Regions from separate parts of the Homo sapiens genome. Here region 2 is linked to region 1. Evidence: read pairs that join two places in POLR2A ChIA-PET (ENCODE). Cell type or tissue: GM12878. All regions are shown on one strand. Links, peaks and the distances in the headings refer to the core of each region. The heading gives the core; the rest is flanking DNA. Region 1 has its middle 54 kb from the start of SLC1A1. Region 2 overlaps SLC1A1 (solute carrier family 1 member 1).

Region 1 (17,752 bases), core at 5,734-8,233:
TCAGAAGGCTGAGGCACAAGAATCGCTTGAATCCAGGAGGCGGAGGTTGCAGTGAGCCAAGATTGTGCCACTGCACTCCAGCCTAGGTGATGGAGCAAGACTCCATTAAAAAAAAAGAAGAAGAACAATTAGAAAATAATTATACTAATATGTGTAGAAAATTTACTAGACTGCTTCTGACCACCCAGACCACTGAGTTGACATAAACAGGCCCCTTACTACACAGAAATCCTGAACAAAATATAGAAAAAATATTTTCCACATAACCAAGTTCAATCAGAAAAAAAGAAATTTCCAGTGCCGGGAATAGCATGAAATCAAGTCAGAGGAATAAACATGAGCTGATAACAGGAGGAGGCCATGGGAGTTTCAGGTGGCAATATGGACCCCTTAGGGAAAGGGAGCTACATTTCTCATGCCTACCAAAAATAATAATAATAATAATAAGGCCAGGTGTGGTGGATCATGCCTGTAATCCCAGCCCTTTGGGAGGTTGAGGCGGGCGGATCACTTGAGGCCAGGAGTTCAAGACCAGCCTGGCCAACATGGCAAAACTCCATGTCTACTAAAAATACAAAAATTAGCCAGGCTTGGTGGCATGCACCTGTAGTCCCAGATACTTGGGAGGCTGAGGCACAAAAATTGCTTGAACCTGGGAGGCAGAGGTTACAGTGAGCCAACATTGTACCACTGTACTGTACTCCAGCCTGGGTGACAGAGTGAGACTCTGTCTCAAAAAAAAAAAAAAAAAAAAAAAATTCAGGCCTAAAGAAGGGAAAGAATGAAATTGAGCTATCTGCATAAACAAGCTATTATGTGTGGTTTCAGAGGGCTAAAAAAACATTCACCAATGAAAATCAAACTACGATCTTATACTACCCACAAGTCTGGGGCCTTAATTTATAAAACCTTCATGGTGTGGAACCTTAAACTGATAATTTAACATAGTATATAGGGTCATTCAAAGCCCTAGGAATCCCGCAAAAGCCAAAGCAAGATATTTCTATAGAGACATTGAGAGACCATCTCCTCTTGGTTGTTGCAAAGGCACTTTTAGCTAAAAGGGAAATCATTCCTGCCTACCAAGCCTGTTCATCTGCCAATGCACCCTACTCACAAATGGCACCACTTCCCATTAAGGCACATGAGTTGTCCCTGACACCCCCATACCAATTCATCACTAAGGCTAATTAATTTTACTTTCTAAATATCTGCCCACTCTGTCCATTTCCAAAACCTCATCCTAGTTCAAACCACTATCATCTCTCACCAGTCTCCTAACTGGTCTACCCTGCATCCACTCTATCAGGTGGTACCATATAAAATTGCTATCTTGTAAGTCAAAACCAGCCTGGAAGTGGCAGTTCCATAGCATTCAACCTAATATTTCCTCCCATCTGATGTCCTCACTCCAGATAGAGTTACCTTTTCATGAAGGAAATTTTATCATGTTGCACCTACCCCTCGCTGAAATCTTCTGTGGCTTTCCCGCTATTCTTAAGATGATAAAGTTCCTGAACATCACCTGCAATGCCATTTGGCCCCTACCTCCCTCTCTCCAGCCTCATGCCCCCAACTCTCCCTTATTCCCCCTTCTCTTGACCCACCGGATTTCTTCTAGTGCCTTGTGTTTTCTATGTTTTCTCTTCCCACAGAGCCTTTGCACATGTGGCTCTCACTGCCTAGAATATTATTTTCACTCCTCTTCAACTGAACAATTTCTTCTTACCTTCAGATCTCAACTTAGCAATGCTCTCCACAAGAGCCTTGTCTGACCCCCTGGCCTTGTTAAGAATCTTGTCACATGTTCTCTTAATGCTAAGGTGATCCACTTCATAGTGCTTGACCCCATGACAATTTTACATCTATGTGTATGACTATTTGATTAGTTCTGCGTCCCCCAGTAGCACTGCAAGGTTCATGAGGATAGAGACTGAGTCTGTTTTCACCAAACATTGAATCCCCAGCTCTGTGTCAGACACAGAGTAAGTGCTCAACGTAATTTAAAATTATGGAATGGAGAAGTGACGAAACTGTATGCAGGTGACCAAGGTGGAGACTGATGCAGTGGCCCTACAGGAGAAGATGAGAGCCTGAAACTAAAGCGGGTTTTTCATGCATTACCTTGGATAACCTTCTAAACACTCCATCTTTTGTTTTAGGCATTTTATAAAAAAGGAAACTAGAGACATCAAATAACTTGTGTTCAGGGTCACATAATGGTAGATCTAAGATGCCAATCCAGGTTATCAGAATCCGAAATCTGTCCTCTTTCTATTAAACAAACAAACAAACAAACAAACAAAAACTTTGAGGCAAGCAGAGGAGACAACAAGGAGCCCGGGAATGAGATCCAGGAACTCTGATGCCTACAGATGTCAGAAAAGTAATGTAAAAACCAGCAGGCCCGGGCTAAGATAAGAGAGGGCATTGGAAACCACACCAAGCTAGAAGGTGCATGCATGCCTGTCTAATTCTAGCTCCAACTTATCATTAATGCATGAGAATATGGGTCCAGTATTTTTAGATCATCCTATGTTTTTTAGAGAAGTTCAAAGCTGCATTTTTGTGTGAAATCATTCTGATTTTGAAACACTATATGGGTCACACATAACATATCTGCAGGAGGAATGTGATACCATTTTGCAGCTCCCCGTCTAGACAAATAGGAGATCAGCAGAGAAGCTGCACTGTTGCCAGTAGTCACCTATGCCTATGTCTTTCGTGCAAAATATTTGGGCAGGGCCCTCATAAATAATCTTAGCAATAGTTATCCAACTTGAACTTTGATGATTCCATGAAACTGAGAAGCTAAGATCAGTTAATTTATAACTGGCTTTATGGTTTCAAGATCACTATGTTCTGATAAATCAAAGAACAACTAGCAAGAGGATAGATATCTTCATTCTGTTATCCCTAAGGAAGGCCATGGGTTAGGAGCCCCAATGGCCACTGGAGAATGTGTAAATTACTGACAATGCTATTCTCCTTTCAAAAAAAAAATACAATCCAAAGATAAGCAGATAAATGCTGTTAACTTAATTCAAATTCCAACTAGGACATTGAGTCACTTCCAGCATGCCAGAAATCAGGGGAAAGTTCATGTTTATCTCTGGGTTCATTTCCCCAGCATTTCTCATTAAAGAAATAAAAGGTTGTCACAAACTGCTCTTTCAAGAGAGAAGCTGTGAGAAGTGAATATCTGCTCCTCAGTTTCAGTTCCTCTAACTCTGGAAGATCCTGGCACACAGAAGAGCTTCACACATTTTCTCAATCTTTCCTTCCTCAGTTGAATCCCAACCAAGTATATGGATCAGAAATTGTTGGGCCTTTTTTCCTACCGTTCTTACTGACTCAGTTAAATCACTAGCAACTCAATCGCCACACCCTTCATGAAAGTTATTTTGTGGAGCACATTCCTGTTTTGAGTCTTAGAATTTCCCTTATCCTCTTCTAATTTTAAAAGGCCTTTGATGCCAACAGAATAACTTAGCAGCAAACTTCACATATTCGTGAATCATGGAAAGAGGAATTGTTTGGTTGCCATCCAGATAGTTAGCATCCTTACTTCGCTCTTGTATTAGTGAAGCCAGGCTACCTACTGGAAAAAATAACTAGGAGATTTTGGTGTATTAACAGAATAAAAACTTGTTTCTCACTTCTATTACAGTTCAGTGTAGATTGACTGGATTGGGGAAGATGAGGAGTTTTGCTCCATGTAGTCAATCAGGGAGTCGGGATCTTTTCATCCTGTGGTTCCACCATACTCTTAGTCCAGAGGCTGGCAAATGTTTTCTGTAAAAGGCCATATAGGGCCAGGCATGGTGCCTCATGCCTGTAATCCCAGCACTTTGGGAGACCAAGGCAGGTGGATCACTTGAGATCAGGAGTTCGAGACCAGCCTGACCAACATGGTGAAATCCCATCTCTACTAAAAATACAAAATTAGCCAGGTGTGGTGGCACATGCCTGTAATCCAAGCTACTCAGGAAGCTGAGGCAGGAGAATCCATTGAACCTGGGAGGTGGAGGTTGTAGCGAGCCTAGATGGCACCATTGCACTCCAGCCTGGGCAACAAGAGCAAAACTCCATCTGAAAAAAAAAAAAAAAAAAAGCCATATAGTAAGTATTTTAGGCTTTGTGTGCCCTATGGTCTCTGTCACAACTATTTAACTCTGCCACTGTAGCACAAAAGTAGCCATAGGCAATATGTACATGAATGGGCATGGCTGCATTCCAGTAAAACTTTTTTTACAAAATCAGGCAGCAGGACCGATCTGGCCTGTGAGCCACAGTTTGCCGACTTCTGCTCTCAAACCTTGTCCTCCTGTGCATTTGGCCAGTCAGTAGAGAAAGGGAGAGCACCATGGAAGAGGCACATCTGAAATGCATGCCTATCCCCATATAATTTCATGATGATTATGCTAAACAATGTTTCTAAAGTGCCTCGTACAAAGGTCAGTGTATAGGAGTTGCCAATAAATGACAACTGTCATCATTTTTAAATGATAAAGTACCTTTAGTACTTACAGGAAGAAGTGATCATGTTTAATTGATCAGGAAAGGCCATAGTTGATTCTTAAAGCTAGGGTAGGATCTTAACAAACAGAAGTGGGGGGACAGCATGAGCAAATGTATAGCAGCAAGAAAGCGTTGTAGGCTGAGTAAGCGCATGTAGTTCAGTTTGGCCATAACACAGCTAGGTGGAGCAAGGTGAGAGGTAAGTCTGGAAAGGTAAGAAGGCCTCAAACACCATGTTTAAAGTTCGGATGTTCAGCAGCAATAGGGACCCATGTAAATTTGGTGAGAAGTATATACACAAGCCTTGTGTTCCAAAAATCTGTTTGTAAATTCATTGTTTGAAAAACAGACTATATTTTTTTATTTCCTTTTTTTTTTTTTTTTTTTTGAGACAGAGTTTTGCTCTGCCACCCAGGCTGGAGTGCAGTGGCACAATCTTGGCTCACTGTAAACTCCGCCCCCTGCGCTCAAGTGATTCTCCTGCCTCAGCCTCCCGAGTAGCTGGGATTATAGGCGCCCGCCACCACGCCCGGCTAATTTTTGTATTTTTAGTAGAGATGCAGTTTCATCACGTTGCCCAGTCTGGTCTCGAACTCCTAACTCCAGGTGAGCCACCCGCCTCATCCTCCCATCCCTCCCTGTGCTGGGATCACAGGTGTGAGCTACCACACCCAGCAACACAGACTATGTTTTCTAACACAGGGTAAGCAATGGGAGTTCAAGTCCCAGACTGGTTCACGGAAACCTGCCTCCCAGGTGTTTATAACCCTTACCTATCTGCAAAGGAGAATTGTTTTACTCAACCAACATGCCCAGAAAATACTTCAGTTATCGAGCTATATAAATGTTGCTCTGATTATCATGATCTTAATCTAAAATGGCCAGGCGCTATGGCCCACGCCTGTAATCCCAACACTTTGGGAAGTTGAGGCAGGCAGATCACCTGAGGTCAGGAGTTTGAGACCAGCCTGGCCAATATGTTGAAACCCTGTCTCTACTAAAAATACAAAGATTAGCTGGGCATAGTGGTACACACCTGTAGTCCCAGCTACTTGGGAGTCTGAGGTGGGAGAATCACTTGACCCCAGAAGGCAAAAGTTGCAGCAAGCAGAGATCGCACCACTTCACTCCAGCCTAGGTGACAGAGCGAGACTCTGTCTCAGAAAATAAAATATAAATAAATAAATAAAATGAGCTTTCATAGGAGAAGTTTCTCAGTTAGCACATACAGAGATTTATAGCCAACTACTAAAATTCCTGGAAGGGTGTACCATGATAAAATATGGACTCCGTTTTTTGCCAACTCATTTGGATACTGAGAAATGATTTGCATAAGGTGAAACTATGAAGTCAGAAATATGTTTAGCTAGGCCTTCGTTTCTAGATCCCTAAAAAGAACTACTTATCTCTAAGTGATGCAAACCTGTTGGGCTTCCTTGTCAGAGCCCATCTGTGTTGAAAGCTTGACTTTGGCTGGCTTTTGCACAGAAATCCCTGCTTCCACTTGCTAGTGGTGTAATTTGTTCTGATATTCAAGAGTGGTTGGCGGGGCGCCGCTGCTCATGCCTGTAATCCCAGCACTTTGGGAGGCCAAGGCAGGTGGATCATGAGCTCAAGAGTTAGAGACCATCCTGGCCAACATGGTGAAACCCCATCTCTACTAAAAATACAAAAAATTAGCTGGGCGTGGTGGCACAAGCCTGTAATCCCAGCTACTTGGGAGGCTGAGGCAGGAGAATGGAGTGAACCCAGGAGGTGGAGGTTGCAGTGAGCCGAGATTGCGCCACCACACTCCAGCCTGGTGACAGAGTGAGACTCTGTCTCAAAAAAAAAAAAAAAAAAGAATGGTCTACCTAAATTGCAATTGTGTAGAACGCCTCAGAATTGGGTACTCAGGCCAATGCCACATTCTAACATTTAATGTATATAGTTATTTATCCATGTATTTATTCCACATATGTTTTATATATTTCCAAGCACCTGCTGTATGCCAGATGCTCTACTGGTGTTAGTGGTAGTAGAAGTAGTCTGTGGGAGTCAGATCTGAAACAAGCATTAACATGACAATATTATAATTTATTTTATGACAGTATGTCCAGGTCAAAGTGGTACGTAAGAAAAGAAGCACCTAAAACTGTCTATGGGCTCAAAAAAATCTTTCCTAAGAGATAATATCTGAGCTGAGACATTAAAAATAATAGAAGCTTTGGGGAGAATGAGAAAATAGCATCTCAGGCAGGGAAACCAGCAGATACCCAAAGCACGTGATTATGGAGTGTTGTGTATATTCAATTAATGTTTGCTGAGGGGGTGATAGGTGGGTGAGTGGATGGATGAATGGATGGATACATGGAGGTGAAGAAACCTTCTCTAGAGGTGTGTATTTTCCAAGACTCCCCTCAATCCAGATGTAAGCCAGTTCTTCTTCCTTACAGATCTCCAGTGTGTCTTGAAGTTTGATTCCAACTTCCCCAGAAGACATTTAACTTTTCTCACTCCATTAAGTTAAAACTTAAAAATCCTGACATTGAGGAGGTTTCATTCTAATGCCCATTTTAAGCAAGTGGGATGCTGACTACAACCCATGTGAGACCAGTGCTGAGCTGGGTGCTAGAGAGAGAAATTCAAAGAAGATGTGATCCGGGCCACCAATAAATTATCACCTCACTGGAGAATCAAGAGTTATACTCAAGAAATAAAACAAAGCTGTCAGGTACCAAATTGTATGATTTGGACTCAAAGTTGTACAAGAATTTGGGTTGTTCACAATCATTAATACAGCAGAAGCTTCAACGTTTGTCTCTCACAGACAATTCTCTGCAAAACCATAGAGATAAGATTCTTTGAGCTGGTTGGCAGGGTATGAATATGGTCAACCTGACGAACTCCAGATTCTTCCTCTCAATGACTGCATGCTTGGTCTGGAAGACACTTTCTTTGCTTGCTTTTTCCCTTCTCCTTTTCGCACTCCCCAAATATCTGTTTCATACTCAGAATTATAATGGATTGTAAAATTGAATGGGATTATAGTGTAGATTGAATGGGATTATGAAACTCAGCAGCAACAGACACAAGGAAGGTTGGGTAATGTCCCAGGATGACTAATCAAGAGGCAGAGTTTCCGGGAGCTTAGCAGATCCTCGCTTTTTCACTTGCATGTGGAGCACATTCCTCAGCCTGCCAGACCAATTCCCTTTCCCTTCTCCGCATCTCCTGACCCTTGTCACAAGATCATCAAAAGGCATCATTTTACAAAGGTCCTTTGATGTTAATTTTGTACCATCCTGGATCTGCCTAGTACTTAAAGACAGATTTATCACTCCACTGAAAAGACTGTTATATTTAAATCTCTGCAAAGAAAGCTGAGACAATAGCTGATGACAAAAATCTTCCCCTAGGCCAGGCGCGGTGGCTCACGCCTGTAATCCCAGCACTTTGGGAGGCCAAGGCGGGCGGATCATGAGGTCAGGAGATGGAGACCATCCTGGCTAATACAGTGAAACCCTATCTCTACTAAAAATACAAAAAATTAGCCGGGCGTGGTGGCAGGCTCCTGTAGTCCCAGCTACTTGGGAGGCTGAGGCAGGAGAATGGCATAAACTCGGGAGGTGGAGCTTGCAGTGAGCCAAGATCGTGCCACTGCACTCCAGCCTGGGTGACAGAGCCAGACTCCGTCTCAAAACAAAACAAAACAAAACAAAACAAAAACAAACAAATAAAAATCTTCCCCTAAATTATCTGTGGGTTGTAATATATGAAGGATAATAGCTGTAAATGTTAATATTTGAAAAAAGCTCATTTGTGGCTCACAGCACTGACGCCAAAATATTTTAGACATTTGCTATATCCTTGGACTCAACAATGCTTCTCTAAGAATTTATGTATGAACATAGTTACAGATATGAAGATGATCACAAAGCTTTGTAGTAAAAAATTGGAAACAACTATAGGGAAATGTTTAATACATATTATGGGATATTATGCAAAGAAAAATGGTGTTATAGAAAAATATTACAGACAAGGGCAATATTTGTAATATATTAAAAGGTGGTTTTAAATTAATATAAACAATATTAGCTTGTGTTAATAGGAAATAAGATAAAATTGTAACACGATAATATTCACATTCTTCCTTCTCCCTCCAAAGTGAATTCAATCTCTGTCTGTTCAGGTTCCTCATATCACTGCCACCATGACCCCCAAGCTACCTTCACCATCCCCATCAATGACATCTTACCTTAAGAGACGGCAAGGACTGGGCTGGGTGGCTCAGCCTGTAATCCCAGCACTTTGGGAGGCCAAGGCGGGTGGATCACCTGAGGTCATGAGTTCAAGACCAGCCTAGCCAACATGATGAAATCCTTTCTCTACTAAAAATACAAAAAATCAGCTGGGCATGGTGGCGGGCACCTATAATCCCAACTACTCTGGAGGCTGAGGCAGGAGAATTGCTTGAACCCAGGAGGCAGATGTTGCAGTGAGCCGAGATTGCACCATTGGCCATTGCACTCCAGCCTGGGCAAGAGTGAGACTGCATCTCAAAAAAAAAAAAAAAAAAAAAAAAAAGAGATAGAAGGCAAGAATTTTCCTGGTTTTCTGTTTTCTGAAATTATTTAAGTTTTGTGATGTGTAATCAGAATAATGGAGAGAGAACAGGAACTAAAGAGGAAGAAAAAGGAGCAAGACTTCCACCAAAAGAGCAACTAAATCCACATAATAAAGAGCTGCAGTAGAAGTATAGAGAGAAGGTATCTTGAGCTGGAGAAGAGGAAGAATTTTCTAGAAGGTGTGGAACAGCATCAGGGTATGAGGAAATAGGATAGAAGAGGACAGAAGAAGAGGAGACAGTGGCAGTGTGAAGATTTTCTCACCTGAATCGTTACTATGAAAGTGTATTTGAATCCTTTCATGGTTTTGGAGAAGTGGCAATGAAGAATTTGAGATCTTTAAATACTACTTTTGATTGCTGGACCCCCAACTGCATGAGGGTCTTGGATTCATTATATTTATATGCAAAACCACAAGGAAATAAAAGACAGCAGCTTTAACCATCAAAATATTTGTATGATTTGAATGAGATTGTTTTATTCTTTTTACATATTCATATTTTCTAAATTTTCTAGGTATTTGACTGTATGTATGTATGTATGTATCTATCTATCTATCTATCTATCTATCTATCTATCTATCTATCTATCTATATATCATTTAATCCTCAATTACCTCTAAGAATTAGGCACCATAATGACATCCATTTTACAGAGGACAAAACTGTGGCATAGCGAGAGATTTGGCAGCTGGCCCAAAGTCGCAAAACTATCTTAGTTGACCTCTGAACAACATGGGCTTGAAGAGCCTAGGTCTACTTATACGCAGATTTTTTTCAATAAAAGTTATACCAAGTGTGCCTGCCTTCCCTTCCACCTCCTCCACTTCTCCCTCTGCCACCTCTGAAATAGCAAGACCAAACCCACCTCTTCCTCCTCTTCCTCAGCCTACTTGTTGTGAAGACAATGAGGGTGAGGACCTTTAAGATGATCCACTTCTTAATGAATAGTAAATATATTTCTCTTTCTTACGATTTTCTTAATAATATTTTCTTAGTTACTCTATTGAAGGATACAGCATATAATACATATAGCATAGAAAATATGTGTTAATTGACTGTTTATGTTACTAACAAGGCTTCTGTTCAACAGTGGGCTATTCATAGTTAAGTTCTCAGGGAGTCAAAAGTTATATGTGGATTTTTGACTGTATAAGGGATTGGTGCCTCTAACTTCCTATGTTTTTCAATGGTCAGCTGTAGTTGAGAAGTTAGGAAATAACCCAAGAAACCTAACTCCAGAACCAGTGCTCTGAACACTTATGCTAAATAAATGGCTTCTTTTGAATTTTGGAAATTTATTTTCAAATAAAATATTTCCCTTCTACAAAAAAGTATAATAATGAGGCTAAAGTAATGAATGTTCAGGTACCCTCATGCCACCCCAATGAATCTTAATGTTTTGTGATATTTTGTTTACATATGTAATATCTAAAGAAAAAATCGCAGATATAGCTAAAATGTTTTAGTAATGAAGTTTATACTAATTAAAAGCAATTAAAGGCAAAATGACAAATAGACTTCATTTGTTCATGTCCCAGAGAAGCTTCCCCACCCCGTGATTATTTTTCTAAGGAGGGTGAGACAAGTCAAAGGGATGATGAGATGGTGGCAGTGTGAAGATTTTCTCACCTGCACTCTCAACCCACATCAGAAGAAATAGCTTATCCTGAATCTGGTGTTTTTCATTACTTTGCATGTTGACATGGTTTGGCTGTGTCCTCACCCAAATCTCACCTTGAATTGTAATAATCCCCACTTGTCAAGGGCAGGGACAGGTGAAGATAATTGAGTCATGCAAGCAGGTTCCCCATGCTGTTCTCATGGTAGTGAATAAGTCTCACAAGATCTGATTGTTCTATAAATGAGAGTTCTGCACAAGCTCTCTCTTGCCTGCCGCCATGTAGGACGTGTCTTGCTTCCCCTTCCCTTTCTGACATAATTGTGAGAACTCCCCAACCACATGGAACTGTGAGTCTATTAAACCTCTTTCCTTTATAAATTACCTAGTCCTAGGTATGTCTTTATTAGCAGCGTGAGAACAGACTAATACACATGTTTTGTATAATCCTACTCTATAAGTCAATTTTCTTCAAATATAGCACTGTTTGACCAACTTTTAAGAATCACAGACATGGGGTTATAATGTGCCATCAAAATATAATGGCCAATGTTGGTTCCTCACCACCTAGCATCTGTTGTCTCTTCAACACGCTTTCATGTTTTACCCCTTTCTCTCTCTGTGCTGCATGCTGAGGGCATTCTTCAGTACTACCTTCCAATTCCCTAATCATCCCTGTAAGTATAAAATTTTTGTATTCCAAAAGCCATAATTTTTTCTATTTTCCAAGATTTCTATTTTTAAAATGTTTATTGAGATATAATTCACGTATCATACAATTCACACACTTAAAATGCACACTCCAATGTTTTTAGTATGTTCACAGAGTTGTGCAGCCATCTCCACGATCAATTTTAGAACGTTTTCCTCATCCAATAAACTCCACAACCATTAGCAGTAATTTCCCCATTTCTCTTCTTCTCCTCCTATCTTCTCCCCAGTACCTCCTGGCCACAGGCACTCACTTGTCTGGTTTCTGTTTCTATATGTTTGCCTATTCTGGGCAAAAATTTTTTCCTCCTGCCTTCTATCTGTGATTGATTATATATCCTTTGACCAACATCTCCTCATCTTCTCTTTCATAACCACCCCAGTTTCTGGTAAACACCATTCTACTCTCTCCTTCTATGAGATCAGCTTGTTTAGATTTCACATGAGAGATTATGCAGTTGTTTTTGGTTTTTGTTCTTTTTGAGACAGAGTCTCACTCTGTTGTCCAGGCTGGAGAGCAGTGGTGTAATTAGTTTTTCATTTTTCATATTTGGGAACCTTCCCAACTCAGGTGATCCTCCTACCTCAGCCTCTCAAACAGCTGGGATTACAGGAACACCCTACCACACCAGGCTAATTTTTGTGGGGTTCTTTTGCAGAGAAAAGGTTTCACCCTGTTGCCCAGGCTGGTCTTGAACTCCTGTGCTCAAGCAATCTGCCTACCTCAGCCTTTCAAAATGCTGGGATTACAGGCATGAGCCACCGTGCCCAGCCTACATGTCTTCTTTTGAGAAGTGTCTATTCAAGTCTTTCGCCCATTTTGTAATAGGTTTGTTTTCTTGCTATTGAGTTGTTTGAGTTCCTTTTATATTTTGGATATCAACCTCTTGTCAGACGTGTAGTTTTCAAATATTTTCTTCCAGTCTATAAGTTGTCTCTTTACTCTGCTAATTGTTTCTTTGCTGTGCAGAAGTTTTTTAGTTTGTTGTAATCCCATTTTTCCAATATTGCTTTTGTTGCCTGTGATTTTGAGGTCTTATCCAAAAAAATATTTGCCCATACCCATGTCATGAAGCATTTCTCCAATGTTTTCTTATAGTAGTTTCATCATTTGGGGTCTTAGACTTAAGTCTGTAATCCATTTTGAGTTCATTTTTTATATAAGGGTCTAGTTCCCTTCTTCTGCCTGTGGATATCCTGTTTTCTCAACACAATTTATGGAAAAGACTGACCTTTCCCAAAATGTGTTCGTAGCACCTTTGATGAATATCATCAGTTGGCTGTAAATTGTGGATTTATTTCTGGGCTCTCTATTCTGTTCCATTAGTTTGTCTGTTTTTATTGGTTATTTTAGCTTTGTTGTATATTTTTAAATCAGGTAGTGTTACACCTTTGTTCAGCTTTGTTCTTTTTGGTCAGAATTGCTTTGACTATTCAAGGTTTCTGTGGTTCCATTCAAATTTTAGGATTTTCTATTTCCATGAAAAATGTCATTGGTATTTTGACAGGGGTTGCATTGATTTTGTAGATCACTTCAGGTAATATGGACATTTTAACTATATTAATTCTTCTAATTCATGCACACAGGATATCTTTTCATTTACTTGTGTCTTCTTCAATTTCTTTCATCAGTTTTTTTGTAGTTTTCATTGTAAAGATCTTTCACTTCCTTGGTTAAATTTATTTCTAGTTATTTTTGGTAGTTATTATAAATAGAACTGTTTTCTTAATTTTTTTTTCAGATAGTTTGCTATTAGCATATAGGAACACTCCTGATTTTTGTGTGTTGATTTTGTATCCTGCAACTTTACTAAATTCATTTATTAGTTCTAACAGCTTTTTGGCACAGTCTTTAGGGTTTTCTGTATGTAAGATCATGTTATCTGCCAACACGGATAATTTTACTTCCTCCTTTCCAATTTGGATACCTTTTATTTTTCTATCTTGCCTAGCTACTCTGGCTAAGACTTCTAGTATTATGCTGAGTAAAAGTGGTAAGAAATGGGCATCTTTGCCTTATCCAAATCTTACCATAAAAGCTTTCAGCTTTTTCTTATTCAATATGATGTTAGTTGTGGGTCTGTCATACATGGCTTTTATTGTGTTGAGGCACATTCCTTCTATACCTAATTTATTGTTAGTTTTTATGATTAAGTGATGTTGAATTTCGTCAAATGCTTTTTCTACATCTTGGTTTTTGTCCTTCATTTTGTTAATGAATCACATTTATTGATTTGCATATATTGAACCATCCTCATTTGCCTGGAGTGGATTCATCTTGATCTCACTTGAAGATGGTAAATAATCTTCTCAAAGTGTTGTTAAATTTGATTTGCTAGTGTTTTGTTGAGGATTTTTGTGTCTAAGTTCATCAGGGATATTGACTAGTAGTTTTCTTTTCCTTTTTCTTTTTTTTGAGACAAGGTCTGGCTCTATCACCCAGGCTGGAATGCAGTCATGTGATCTCGGCTCCCTACAACCTCTGCCTCTCGGGTTCAAGCCATCCTTCCACCTCAACCTCCAAAGTAGCTGGGATTGCAGGTGCTCACCATCAAACCCAGCTCATTTTTGTATTTTTTGTAGAGACGAGGTTTTGCCATTTGCCCAGGCTGTTCTAGAATCCTGGGCTCAAGTGATCTGCCCACCTCGGCCTCCCCAAGTGCTGGCATTACAGGCGTGAGCCACCCACCGCACCTGGCCATCTTTTTTTGTTGTTGTCTTTGTTAGGTTTGGGTATCAAGGTAATGTTGGCTTTAGAGAAAGAGTAAGGAAAAATTTCCTGTTCTTCAGTTTTTTGGAATAGCTTAAGAAGAGCTGGTATTAGTCCTTCTTTAAACGTTTGGTAGAATTCACAGTGAAACTATCAAGTTCCAGGCTTTTCTTAGATGGGAGACTTTTCACTCCTGACTCAATCTCCTTACTCACTATTGGGCTGTTCAAATTTTCTATTTCTTCACAATTCAGTATTGGTAGGTTACATGTGCCCAGGAATTTATCTATTCCTTGTAGATTTTCCAATTTGTTGGTGTATAATTGTTCATAATTGTCTGTTATGATCCTCTGTATTTTTCTGGCATCAGTTGTCATGTCTCCTTTTTCATTTCTAATTTTATTTGTTTGGGTCTTCTCTTTTTCTTTCTTAATCTAGATAAAGGTTTATTGATTTTGTTTATCTTTTTGAAAGTTCTCTGGCTTCTCTTCCCTCCCCACCCCCTAAAGAATTTCAACTGGTAATCATCCAGTGGCAAGTTTACCACCCTGAGTATTCCAGAACTTGGGAGTGAAAACACGATCAGATAATAAGGGAAACACTGCTCTATTTTCCAAAATTTCTAACTCATTCCTTTTCATTTCAGATTTCATTTTTGTTGCTTTTGTTTTATAATTTCTTATTTTTCATAAATTTTATGCCTCCTTTTTTCTCCTTAAATACCTTAAATATATATATTTCAAAGTCTTGGTTAGACTAAGTTAATAAAATAAAATTAATAAATTAATCTTATTTGTTATTAATCCATTTCTTTTTTACCATTAGATTTCTTTACATGTTTACAGTTATTAAAATGAAGGCTTATTTTAAACTGAATGGATTTTGTTTTCATTTTTTTTCTCCCTCTTCGCTTTCCCTCTCTATAGAAGTTTTGAAGTTGCCTCTGTGTAGTTTCCCAGACCCCAGTCCAGAACACAAGCTCATAAGAAGAGTTTAGAGATTCCCTAGGGTGATAATTGAGGTGTTACAAATCAAGGCACTGAGTCAGCAGGCAGCTTGGTTAAGCTGCTGGTCAAGCTGTCGAGTCTGTGTCCTCCCACCTCCCAAGTCAAGCATTTGCCAGGATGTAGAGGCTCCAAGCATTGATTGGTAGCAATTTCCCCATCCTTAATCTTCCTTTATGAAACATTGAGTCCCATTCCGGTACTAGCTTCAAGTAACAAATTTGTGTCCAGGCCTCCAACTCTCATGGAACATTCTAGAGTCCCTGTTTCTAGTAACAAGCTACTGTCTGCTTCTAGACCCAGAGCCCAGCAAGCCTGTAATTCCAGCCCCACTCACGGCTTAAATTGTTTGTTCATTTCTGATAAATAAGGACTTTCTTTAATTTTTTCTGTCCATGTCTGCATTACAGAGCAGCGAGAAAGTGTTAAAATATAAATCTACTTTTCCAATTTGACCAGAAATCTCTTCTCTCCCTTGAATCAATGAATGAGAACAAAAATGAATGAATGAATGAGAAAAGAAAATTCTCATTCATAATAAATTAGAAGTTGACTAGCAGAAAAATAAACAATGAAGATGCAGTTTCTTAAGATCAGAAAGAACGATCAAGGGAAAGCAGTGTCACCCATTTAAGGAGACTAACATAGCAGGAAGCAATGATGGAAGAGAAAGTAACCAGGGTTGAAAAGAGAAGCAAGATGAGATTAAAGGAAGCAAGAGCACAGCTGTTAGAGAAATCACTTGCAATGCATGTTTCTAGAGGCCAGTTCAAGAAGTGGCTGTGGGGAACAGGAAAAGGAGTAACAGGCTTATATGTCAAATGATTGCAAAGAAAGCAGCTTTTACCTAATTCCAGATTGCCCCAGGAACCTAGAAAAGTCCTTGTTTTCCCCAAATGCAAGAAGAAATAACTTAGCGGGCCTGGTGTCAAAAAGGTTGGCTCAAAGAAGTCAAAATTATGTTAATCTGTCTCAGGTTGACACTACAATTCCACTGTGTGTGTCTCTATCTACTGGCCTGGTGTAGACAGGTTATATCCCATGCTTCTCTACAATACAGTCAAAGTCTCAGTTAAAGCTGTGTAATGTGTTGATGATTCATCATAGATGAGGCACCCCAGAAAAAAATAAGGAGTGGGACCATGGTCAAGAGAAGAGTAACCTCTTGATCTGGTGGTCAGTCATAGAAATGATGACCAGGACAAAGTGATGGGAGCTATTTGTTTGAAATGTGATCCAGTTTTCATTCAATTCAGACTGCCCTTGTACCAATCAGCATAAAAAGACATACAAAGGCTCTTCTGCAAAATAAGATACACCACTTATCTTAATTCACAAGAACAGCATAATAATTACTACGCTTCTCATACACAATAATAAAGACATCTAAGCAATGTCCTTCTGTCCTCCCCATCAGAGATATTATGTAATCACATGCTAAGTTTATGTTTTCCCCTAACCTTCCTGTCTGCATTAGTTAACATCATTAGCTCAACTATCTTTCAGTACACACAGTTTTTGAATGAACAGAATGATAATCTCCTGGCTCTAATCTGTCTGTCCTATGCGAATCATTAAGCCAGACTTCTGTAATTCTTTTGTATTCCAACAACTTCAAACTCGCCCACATATGAAGTAAAACACCTGGCTGCTGACATGACTTCGCAGGTCTGGTAATCTGATAACTTTGCCGATTATCATGAAGAAAGCAAGCCATCCCATCATTAGAAGTCTGGCTTTCACTCCCTTTAGATGAACACATATGAAGAGCCAAAGCCCCTGGGGTATATGGAACCAGTGGCATTTGCATGCCTTACACACATCCACTCTCTCTAACTACCACAGGCTTTGCTGCATCTGGGGGTTGAAATTTTGTTTTCAGACTTGATTACAAAATTGCTTCAAAGATTTCATGCTTGGATAAATTGTCTGAAAAGAGGTAAGTGAAAAACCTCCATAGGGGCTCAGTTTAGCTCCTTCCTGCCTAAGATGTCAAAACATCTCATAAGAAACATGAGGGTTAAAAAATATACGACTATTTTTTTCACATGGAACCTCTCCCGTTGCCCTTGGAGTTACATCTCATATGTTTTATCTCATATATACTAGTTGGTTGCATTTCATTATTTTAATCATTATGCATCAACTCTGGGGAATATTAGAAAGACGGAAATTCAAGCACGGCACAGTGGTGCAATGAGGTGTGGGAGAGAAGGCACAGGATTTGTTTCTTTGCCTCACTGGACCTCAGTTTATTCATGTGGTCAATCAGGAACATACTATTTATCTCACAAAGGCTGTAAGAAATGTATATGAAACCCTTGAAAACTGTAAAGTGCTGTAGCATTTTTCATCACTGTTTTTATTATATAAAGTCATAGAGTGATGAAGCAGGAAGCGACAATAGAAATAAATTCGTCCAGGCCAGGTGTGGTGGTTCACGCCTATAATCCCAGCATTTGGGGAGGCTGAGGCTGGCAGATTGCTTGAGGCCAGGAGTTCAAGACCAGCCTGGGCAACATAGTGGGACCTAGTCTCTACAATAAATACAAATAAAAATAATTAGCTAGGCATGGTGG
Region 2 (2,500 bases), core at 1-2,500, 85 kb after region 1:
GTAGACATCTTTCATTTGCTTAGAATCTGTGGTGATGGAGGCCTCATGCCCTATTCCAACTCCAGCTGCCTGTCAATGTAGTGTCTGTAGCTTCTTTCACATGGAGAAGCTATCAGTCCCATTCTGTCCATCAAGGTAGAGTGAAAAATATCAGGTCACTCTGCTGCCTCTACCACCTTTCAGCACTGATGGCTCCACTCCCTGAGGGGAGAGGCACAAGTGACAGGGAAGGAAGAAAGAAGAAGAATTTTCTCACTTTGTGATTTATTGCATTTAATTCTCACCCTGAGTCTGAGTTGGGTATCATTCCTTCTTGACTTATAGCAAAATCAAGGCACATAGAGGCTGTCCTTTATGCTCCATCCCAAAGCTAGAAAATAAATGATGAGTGGTTTGGGCCCGGTTGTGTCTAATTGTGTCATGTTTTTTCACTATTCTGTCTGCCTTAGGGTCTCCAACCCCTTTCAGCTGTATTTATAAGACTGATGTTTGCAGAACTGTTTATTAGTTTGCAGGACTGTTTATTAGACAACTACAAACGGAGCTGAAATAAAACTTTGGTTTCTGTTTGCTCTAAAGAGAAGTTTCTGTTCAATCCTCCACTGGGAGTGTGTCTTTAGGCCTCTAAATTTTATACCATAACTATTTGTATAATTTGAATGGTCTCCAATGAAATGGATACAAATAATAATAAATACATTCTAAAATAGCAATAATGCATGACATTGGTTTAGATCACAGTGTTTCCTATGTACATTTTCTCTTTGGGTTCACCCAACATTCTCGAGATACCCTCACTCAAGTTTTTAGATAAAGCAATCAAAAAGCAAGAGGATTTAAATGACATAGGTAAGTATGCATGTGGTAGAAATGGAATTAGAATCCAGATTCTTAGCTCCTCTTTTCATTATCTGATCCTGCTTGGTTTTTACTCACACCAGGCAATAATTTTGAAAGCTCTGCTCTCTCTACTTGTGATATTATTATCTGTTGTTATTATTCAATCATAAATATTTATTGAGCCTTCCTGCAGGCCAAGGGCAGGGCTAAGTCCTGTGCATTCATTATTTCACTTAATGCTCAGGACAGCCATATGACATAGGTACTCTTCTCATTTCTCTTTAACTGATGAGGATACAGAGGCTTAGAGGGATTCAGTAACTTATGTAAGGTCACACTGCTAGTAACTGGTAGGACATACTCAACTCCAGATAGGTGACTCATGGAAATTTCTGCTGTGTCTTACATCTTCACCTAGATTGTAAACCACATGGGGACCCGGACCACATGTCCTCCACAGAGCTTAGCAAAGTGGTTGTATGCACAGGTATGCAAGTCATTAATTAATGACAGTTGATTTTTTCTCGGCCATTAGCTTTTATTTTACTTTATCTATAGGGATTTTCAGATCACACTGTTCTCAAAATAATCCTGGTTTTCTGTTGGCTGTTTTGATTTATCTTTAGACACTGTAATTGAAAATTAAGCTCTTAAGCATCTCCTTTACAGGCTATGTTCCACAATCTGTAATCACAACTTTTCTTTAAATTGATCATCATCTTTTGAGCTGTTAATAAACATGTCTGGCTTCATTTGGGTTTTCAAATTGTTATTTCCAGACGGTGAGACTTTCAGATCTGATAGGCTCACACACATCCTGCCAAGTGGAAGTTTGAGCAAAATGTCACATCTTTGGCAATATTTGTGCTATTAGTATGATGATTAAAGGAAAAAGAAAAGTTTCACTGTGATGTCAGCAGCTTTCCCACCTCATGAAAAAGCCATCAAATTATCAACCAATCAAAATTAAATGAATCCCATTTAATTTTATTATTATCTATTTTTCTTTTTTCCCCGTTTTAAAAATGAATTTGGTTCATTTGCTTTCTGCTTCTGGATTTGCCTGTTCTGGACATTTCATATAAATGGAATCATATAATACATGGACTTTTGTGACTGGCTTCTTTGGCTTGTTTCACTTAGTGTAATGTTTTCAAGGCTCATCCATACCACAGCATGCAGCAGTGCTTTATTCCTTTTTATGGCTGAATATTATTCCATTGGATAGAGATACAATATTTTGTTTATCCAATAATAAATTGGGCACTTAGATTGTTTTCACATTTGGCTATTAGGAATAATGTTGTTGTGAACATTTCTTGTACAGTTTTTGTGTAAGGACATGTTTTCAATTCCAGAGGCTATATATCTAGGCATGCAATTGCTGGGTCACATGGTAACTCTATGTTTAATTTTTGAGGAACTGCCAAACAGTCTTCCACAGAGGCTGCAACATTTTACATTCTCACCAAAAAGGCAAAAAGATTCCAGTTTCTCCACATCCTCACCAACATATATCATTTTCTCTTTTTTGTGTTTTTTAAAAATAGCCATTCTAATGAGTACAAAGTAACATCTTATTGTGGTTTTGATTTATATTTCCCTAATGACTAATAATATTCGACATCTTTTTATATGCTTACTGTCCATTTGTATATCT

What was found. Peaks named below come from ENCODE experiments on the same cell type or tissue, not always from the same donor. Only the 100,000 strongest peaks of a DNase experiment are listed, where the experiment ranks them.
Region 2: POLR2A ChIA-PET joins it to region 1 with 8 read pairs; 2 of 35 experiments call an interaction of 5 or more read pairs at or near these places.

Annotation. Positions count from the first base shown.
Region 1 is chr9:4,427,750-4,445,501 of GRCh38, forward strand. It overlaps a transcript of GLIS3 not described here. Among named protein-coding and RNA genes, the nearest start is that of SLC1A1, 54 kb to the right of the region's middle. In GM12878, for the core only: no CTCF peak of the experiment used is centred there; no DNase peak of the experiment used is centred there.
Region 2 is chr9:4,518,570-4,521,069 of GRCh38, forward strand. All of the region lies in intron 1 of SLC1A1 (solute carrier family 1 member 1), which reads left to right. Among named protein-coding and RNA genes, the nearest start is that of SLC1A1, 29 kb to the left of the region's middle. In GM12878, for the core only: no CTCF peak of the experiment used is centred there; a DNase peak (open chromatin) is centred at 1,217; H3K27ac peaks cover 1,272 bases.